Linked DNA regions of Homo sapiens: region 1 is linked to region 2. A link is a loop called in an ENCODE intact Hi-C map of the cell type or tissue named here. Cell type or tissue: endothelial cell of umbilical vein. All regions are shown on one strand. Each heading gives the region's core, and the rest is flanking DNA. Links, peaks and the distances in the headings are about the cores only.

What was found. Peaks named below come from ENCODE experiments on the same cell type or tissue, not always from the same donor. Only the 100,000 strongest peaks of a DNase experiment are listed, where the experiment ranks them.
Region 1: it touches region 2 in a loop (5-fold over the local background); 1 of 110 quality-filtered maps calls a loop at or near these places.

The regions. Positions count from the first base shown.
Region 1 is chr17:34,239,516-34,242,432 of GRCh38, reverse strand. No RefSeq gene overlaps it. Among named protein-coding and RNA genes, the nearest start is that of CCL2, 14 kb to the left of the region's middle. In endothelial cell of umbilical vein, for the core only: no CTCF peak of the experiment used is centred there; a DNase peak (open chromatin) is centred at 1,172; H3K27ac peaks cover 2,394 bases.
Region 2 is chr17:34,381,156-34,384,072 of GRCh38, reverse strand. No RefSeq gene overlaps it. Among named protein-coding and RNA genes, the nearest start is that of CCL1, 19 kb to the right of the region's middle. In endothelial cell of umbilical vein, for the core only: no CTCF peak of the experiment used is centred there; a DNase peak (open chromatin) is centred at 1,342; H3K27ac peaks cover 1,597 bases.

The sequences.
Region 1 (2,917 bases), core at 108-2,607, 140 kb after region 2:
GGTTACTATGACTCCAGACCCCTCACCCTTTGTTTGTGGCCTTTTCTCCAAGCTGACTAGAACTCAGGGTAACTAACATCCTATAAGTTAAGATACCACCCTGCCAACAGAGGGTGCAGCCATCTTGGGGAGGGTTGGCTGATATGAACATTGCATGGCATTGGCATCCAAACCTCGTTTTGCAAATTGATGATCCTAAAACACAGAGAAAGCAGTGACTTGCCCAAGGTCACAAAACAAATTAGTGACCAGGGATTGGGCTGGAACTTGGTGTCTAATTCCTTTTCTGAGAAGAAGCCTTTCCTCTGCCACAAGCTGCTTGGAGCATCAGGGGTCCTTGCTAAATGATTTGCAAAATCCCCAAGCATAGATGCTGGATAAATCTCTGGCAGTCACTCTTATTTTATACACTTTACCCTTAAAGAAATTGTCTGGTCACATACTTCTGGGTCACATGCTGGTCACAGGATGTGCAGAGCTCTTAAAAGACATGATTTCAGCCACCTGAAGCATTGATAAGGGAAACTGAAGCATGAACGTGTTAACTGATGGCCATTCACATGCCAGTCTCAAAGCTCCCAGGACACCTGTCTCTGCTCACAAAACTCTCTAAGCCGACCAAATAATCTGCTTCCAAAGAAAAACAATCATCAAGTTGCCTTTTCTATTATGATTATTATAACTACAATTATAATGATTTAGAGATAAGCTGCATTTTACAGTTGATCAAGCTTATTTGTCTATAATCTCTGATTTCTGGTCTTTACAACAGCCTGCCGTAACAGGCACTTTATTTTCCCTTTTGAGAATTGAGAAATAAGGTTCAGAGAAGTTAAACACTTTGACCAGGGCCACATAGATGGAAGATAATAGAATCAAGTCTCCAAATCTGGGGCATTTTTGCTATACTGCTGTCACACACAAACTCATACTAGTTAAATGTATCTGTAATAAGCATCTTCAATAGCCTTGCCTCTTTAGATCCTTACAGCAATTTTATGAAGTCGATTTCATTTTTCAGAAGAGGAAATTGAGGTTCAGGCCATAAGCAATTAAGTGGCTGAACTGGACCACAAATTCAGGGTATCTTCTACTACCCTGCCTTGCCTCCCATGTCTAGGTCCCCAGCACAACGGGAAAGTTCCAGCTGTGGCCCGGAAAGCCCTACAGGCAGAAAGCCAAGGCCAGGACAGCAGCCAGGAAGGACTCTGTTTCCTGCCCAGAGCTCTTCCTCCCCGCTGACTCCAGCTGGCCCTCTCTGAGCAAAGGAGGGGAATTTCTAGTCTGAGCAGAGTAAAGTTTTCTGTGACTCTGACTTCTTCAGGGCCTCCACTTTCCCTACAGGGAAGCTAGGGTAATAATAATAATAATAATAATAATAATAACCAACATTGATTAGACATTAGTGATGTCTTAGAGAAAGATTCATTATTCATTCATTCACTCATTCATTCATCCACCCATCCTTTAACAAAATTGGGTCTCTTCTGTGCAAGACATTATGCTAGATACTTGGGATACCAGGATTGATGAAACATGGTTTATGACTTCAGGAGTTGAATTTTGGTTCAGGAGACTGAATAGAAATGACAAGACTCCTAGATTCTTTCATCTACCCTACACTCCAAGTACAGTCCCTCGTTGCCCTCCTAATCTTTGCGTTCTTAAAACTGTTTTCCTGGATACCACAAGGTTCCTGGCTTGGTTCTTTGCCTACAATCTCACACCTCTAATCTATCCTCCACCCTGCTACCAAAAGACTGAAATGTGAAGCCAATTGTGCCATTTCCCTGCTGAGAACCCTTTGTTGGCTCCCCTGTGCCCTCAGCATGCCCGTCCAGAACTTGGCTGTGGCTTGGCCACTGCCTCCCTCTCCAGCCTCACCTCTCTTCTCTCCCCTGAGGGACCCTGCCTCCAGAAAGGCCAAACTGGTTGCAGAGAGTTTTATTCCCCTCCACCCACCAAAGGCATACTTCTGGATCTTTGCACGGTTATCTTCTTTACCAGACCAATGTCTACTTATCCCACAAAACCCTGGTCAGAAGGCCTTCCCCCTGCAAACCATGGCTGGAAAAGATGCTTTTGTTAATGATTGTGTATGTCAATTGGACTGGGCTAAGGAATGTCCAGATTGCTAGTAAGACAGTAGTTCTGGGAATGTCTGTGTGGATGGTCCCAGAAGAGAAGACAATTTGAATTGTCAGACAGTAAAGAAGATCACTCTCACCAATGTGTGAGGGTATCATCTAATCCATTGAGGGCTCAAAAGAACAAAAAGACAGAGTAAAGGGCAAGTTCACTCTCTCTTTTCTGGAACCGGGACATTCATCTTCCTCTGCCCTTGAACACTGGTGCTCCTGGTTCTCATACCTTCAGACTTGGACTGAGACTTACACCATTGGCTTCACTAGTGTTCAGACCTTTGGGCTTAGACTGAAACTACATCACTAGTTTTCTTGGGCCTCCAGCTTGCAGATGGCAAATTGTGGGACTTTTTAACTTCCATGATCACATGAGCCAACCCATCATAATAAATCCTTCTGTTTTTCTTTTCTTTTCTTTTCTTTCTCTTTCTTTCTTTCTTTCTTTCTTTTCTTTCTTTTTCTTTTTCTTTCTTTCCTTCCTTCTTTCTCTCTTTCTTTCTTTCTTTCTTTCTTTCTTTCTTTCTTTCTTTCTTTCTTTCTTTCTTTCTTTCTTTTTTCTTTCTTTCCTTCTTTCTTTCTTTCTTTCTTCTTTCTTTTTTTTTTTTGTTTTTTTTTCTTGACAGAGTCTCACTCTATCGCCCAGGCTGGCGTGCAGTGGTGTAATCTTGGCTCACTGCAAACTCTGCCTCCTGGGTTCAAGGGATTCCCGTGCCTCAGCCTCACAAGTAGCTGGGATTACAGGCCTGTGCCACCACACCTGGCTAATTTTGTAT
Region 2 (2,917 bases), core at 274-2,773:
TTTTGCATGTACTCTAATGTTTTATCACAATGATTTTCAATTCCAAAGGCTATCTGTCAAATAAAAGTTAAGTCAAACCTAAACCAACCTGTTAACTTCAGTAGAGATCTAACCTACTTGTGGATAATGGAGACTTAACAACCCCTATGTATGAATGAGAAGCTGTATGTATAGGTGTGTGCATATATAATAATGTCACATGCACATTTGACTTGGTGAGAGTCCCAGACTCAACCTCCAAGGGTCTTAAATAAGATTACACAGGAACCACAGTGTTTCACATGCCTGAACCTCAGCCCTGTTGTTATTCTTTCATGCCCTAAAGTGGAATATCTCCAGGTAATCTCTACCAATACACCGATGTCTGACCTTGGGACAAATCTTCCCAGAAAGAGGTCTTACTCCTAGGAATTAAGACGACACTTGATGGAAACAGTTGTCTGGAGTCAGCAGAGCCAGAGGCTGAGACTTTGGCTTTTCATGAATGAGCATTTTGAGCTCTGGCCCAAATAGTTACCATTGATTGAGAATTCGCTCTGTCAGGTGCTGTGGAAGATCCCCTCTATCAGTGGCTCTCAAATGTGAGAAGCATCAGAATCACTCGGGGTGGAGGACTTGTTAAAGAGATTACTGGGCCTCATCCCAAAACTTTAAGGCTCAGTAGGGCCCAAGAATTGGCCTTTCTAACAAGTTCCCAGCTAATGCGGAAGCTGCTGGCACAGTACTGAGAGCCACTGCTCTAACTACAAGCTCTCATTGCTCATGACAACTTTGCAAATGAGCTGCCTTAATATGACATCCTCTACCAAGGGGATAGAGAAATGGAATCACTTGGCCAGTTATTTAACCATCTTTGTTTCATTGTATGTAAGGGGAGTAATAAGATGATATTCTTCTCTTTCAAGAACTGTAGGTACTCACATGTACTCATCTCCCCAGTCCTAAGGTGCAGGGGGTGAGGAGGAAAGAGAGAGACAGAGATAGAGAGAGAGAGAGAGAAAGAGAAAGAGAGAGAGACTCCTCTACTGTGGAGACCAACTAACTGCCCTTTTCTTAGACTATGAATCACCTCCAGATGTCAGGCTTCTGTTTGCTGTTGTTTTCCTTAATTAGCGAAAATGAGCTGCCTCAAACGCAGCCTGCATGGTTTCTGCTGTCGCTAGGAATCCTCAGCAAAGTGACAGACATACACCGCTAGTGACTCTGCAGACCTACCAGGTTCTGTGGGCTCAGGCGTCCCACTCCCACCCCCGGCGCTGCATGGCTGAACTGGGGACAGGGAGGCATGCAGAACAATGACAGGAAACACCAGCTGTTCCATGAGACCTTTGACAACCTCCCCTTTCTGTGGGTCCCAGAGGGCAGGATTGACTCAGCATCTCCTAGCTGGGCACATGCCAACCCAAACTGTGTGATGTGGGCATGACAGGGGCTCTCAAGTCAGACATGCCTGGGTTTGAATCTTGGAGCTTCTACTTTGAAGCTGTGGAGCCAGTCTATTCTGTGCACCTCATCTATAGTATGGGGAGAATAATATTGACCTTCACTGGGTAACTGTTGGGGTTCAATAAGCCAGTATATAGTAACAGCATAGCTTGGTGCCCAACAGAGTGTTTCCTGGAACTTGATGAAATGGCTAAAAAAATTTTAAAGAAGAATAAAAGGGGCCAGGTGTGGTGGCTCATGCCTGTAATCCCAGTACTTTGGGAGGTAGAGGCGGGCAGATCACGAGGTCATGAGTTCGAGACCAGCCTGGCCAACATGGTGAAACCTCTACTAAAAATACAAAAATTAGGCATGGTTGCAGGCGCCTGTAACCCTGGCTACTTGGGAGGCCGAGGCAGGAGAATCGCTTGAAACCGGAAGGCAGAGGTTGCAGTGAGCCAAGATCGCACCACTGCACTCCAGCTTGGGGAATAAGAGCAAAACTCCGTCTCAAAAAAAAAGAACAAAAGGGTAAAAATAGACAGACACTTCCAGTTAAAACAAAAAAAATCCCAGAGGGGATTTACGTTACCAGATACCACAACTTGTTATGAGTTGTACGTCAATGCAGCGATACACAAGCTGACCAATAAAATGATATACAAAAGTCCAGGAACAAAAGCACGTATGTATAAAGCTATGTTATATGATATGGTTTGTGTGTCAGATTAATGGGGAAAGGAGAGACCATTCAAAAATTAGGCCTGGAAAAATGGTAATCCCTATCAAATAAATTAAATTGGATCCTTACATTACATGATATATAAAAATCAACTCCACATGGTTAAATGTTTAAAAAGTCTTTAAAATTTTTAATAGAAAATATTAATAGAAATATTTTTTAAATATTGGAGAATAGGGGTTTTTTTTAGTTTTAAAACTTTTAAATATATATATGTGTTTATTTATTTATTTATTTATTTATTTATACTTTAAGTTCTGAGATACTTGTGCAGAATGTGCAGGTTTGTTACATAGGTATACATGTGCCATGGTGGTTTGCTGCCCCTATCAATCCATCATCTAGGTTTTAATCCCCGCATGCATTAGATATTTGTCCTAATGCTCTCTTCCTCCCCTTTCCCCCGACCCCTGTGTGTGATGTTCCCCTCCCCGTGTCCATGTGTTCTCATTGTTCAACTCCCACTTATGAGTGAGAACATGCGGTGTTTGGTTTTCTGTTCCTGTGTTAGTTTGCTAAGGGTGACAATTTAACCTTGTGTCTTAAGACAGAGGAGTTTTGACTATAAAATAAGAGATTGATACATGTGTATTAAAATTGATTTTTCTTTCATAAAACGACAACTTGACTGAGGAGTAGGCTTGCTACATTATTTTGTTTGTTTTTATCTAGATGATATTAAAACTCAGAGTAATAAATTTTGACATTCTTTTGTATTTACAGTTTATCAGTTGTTAATTTTCTCTGTTC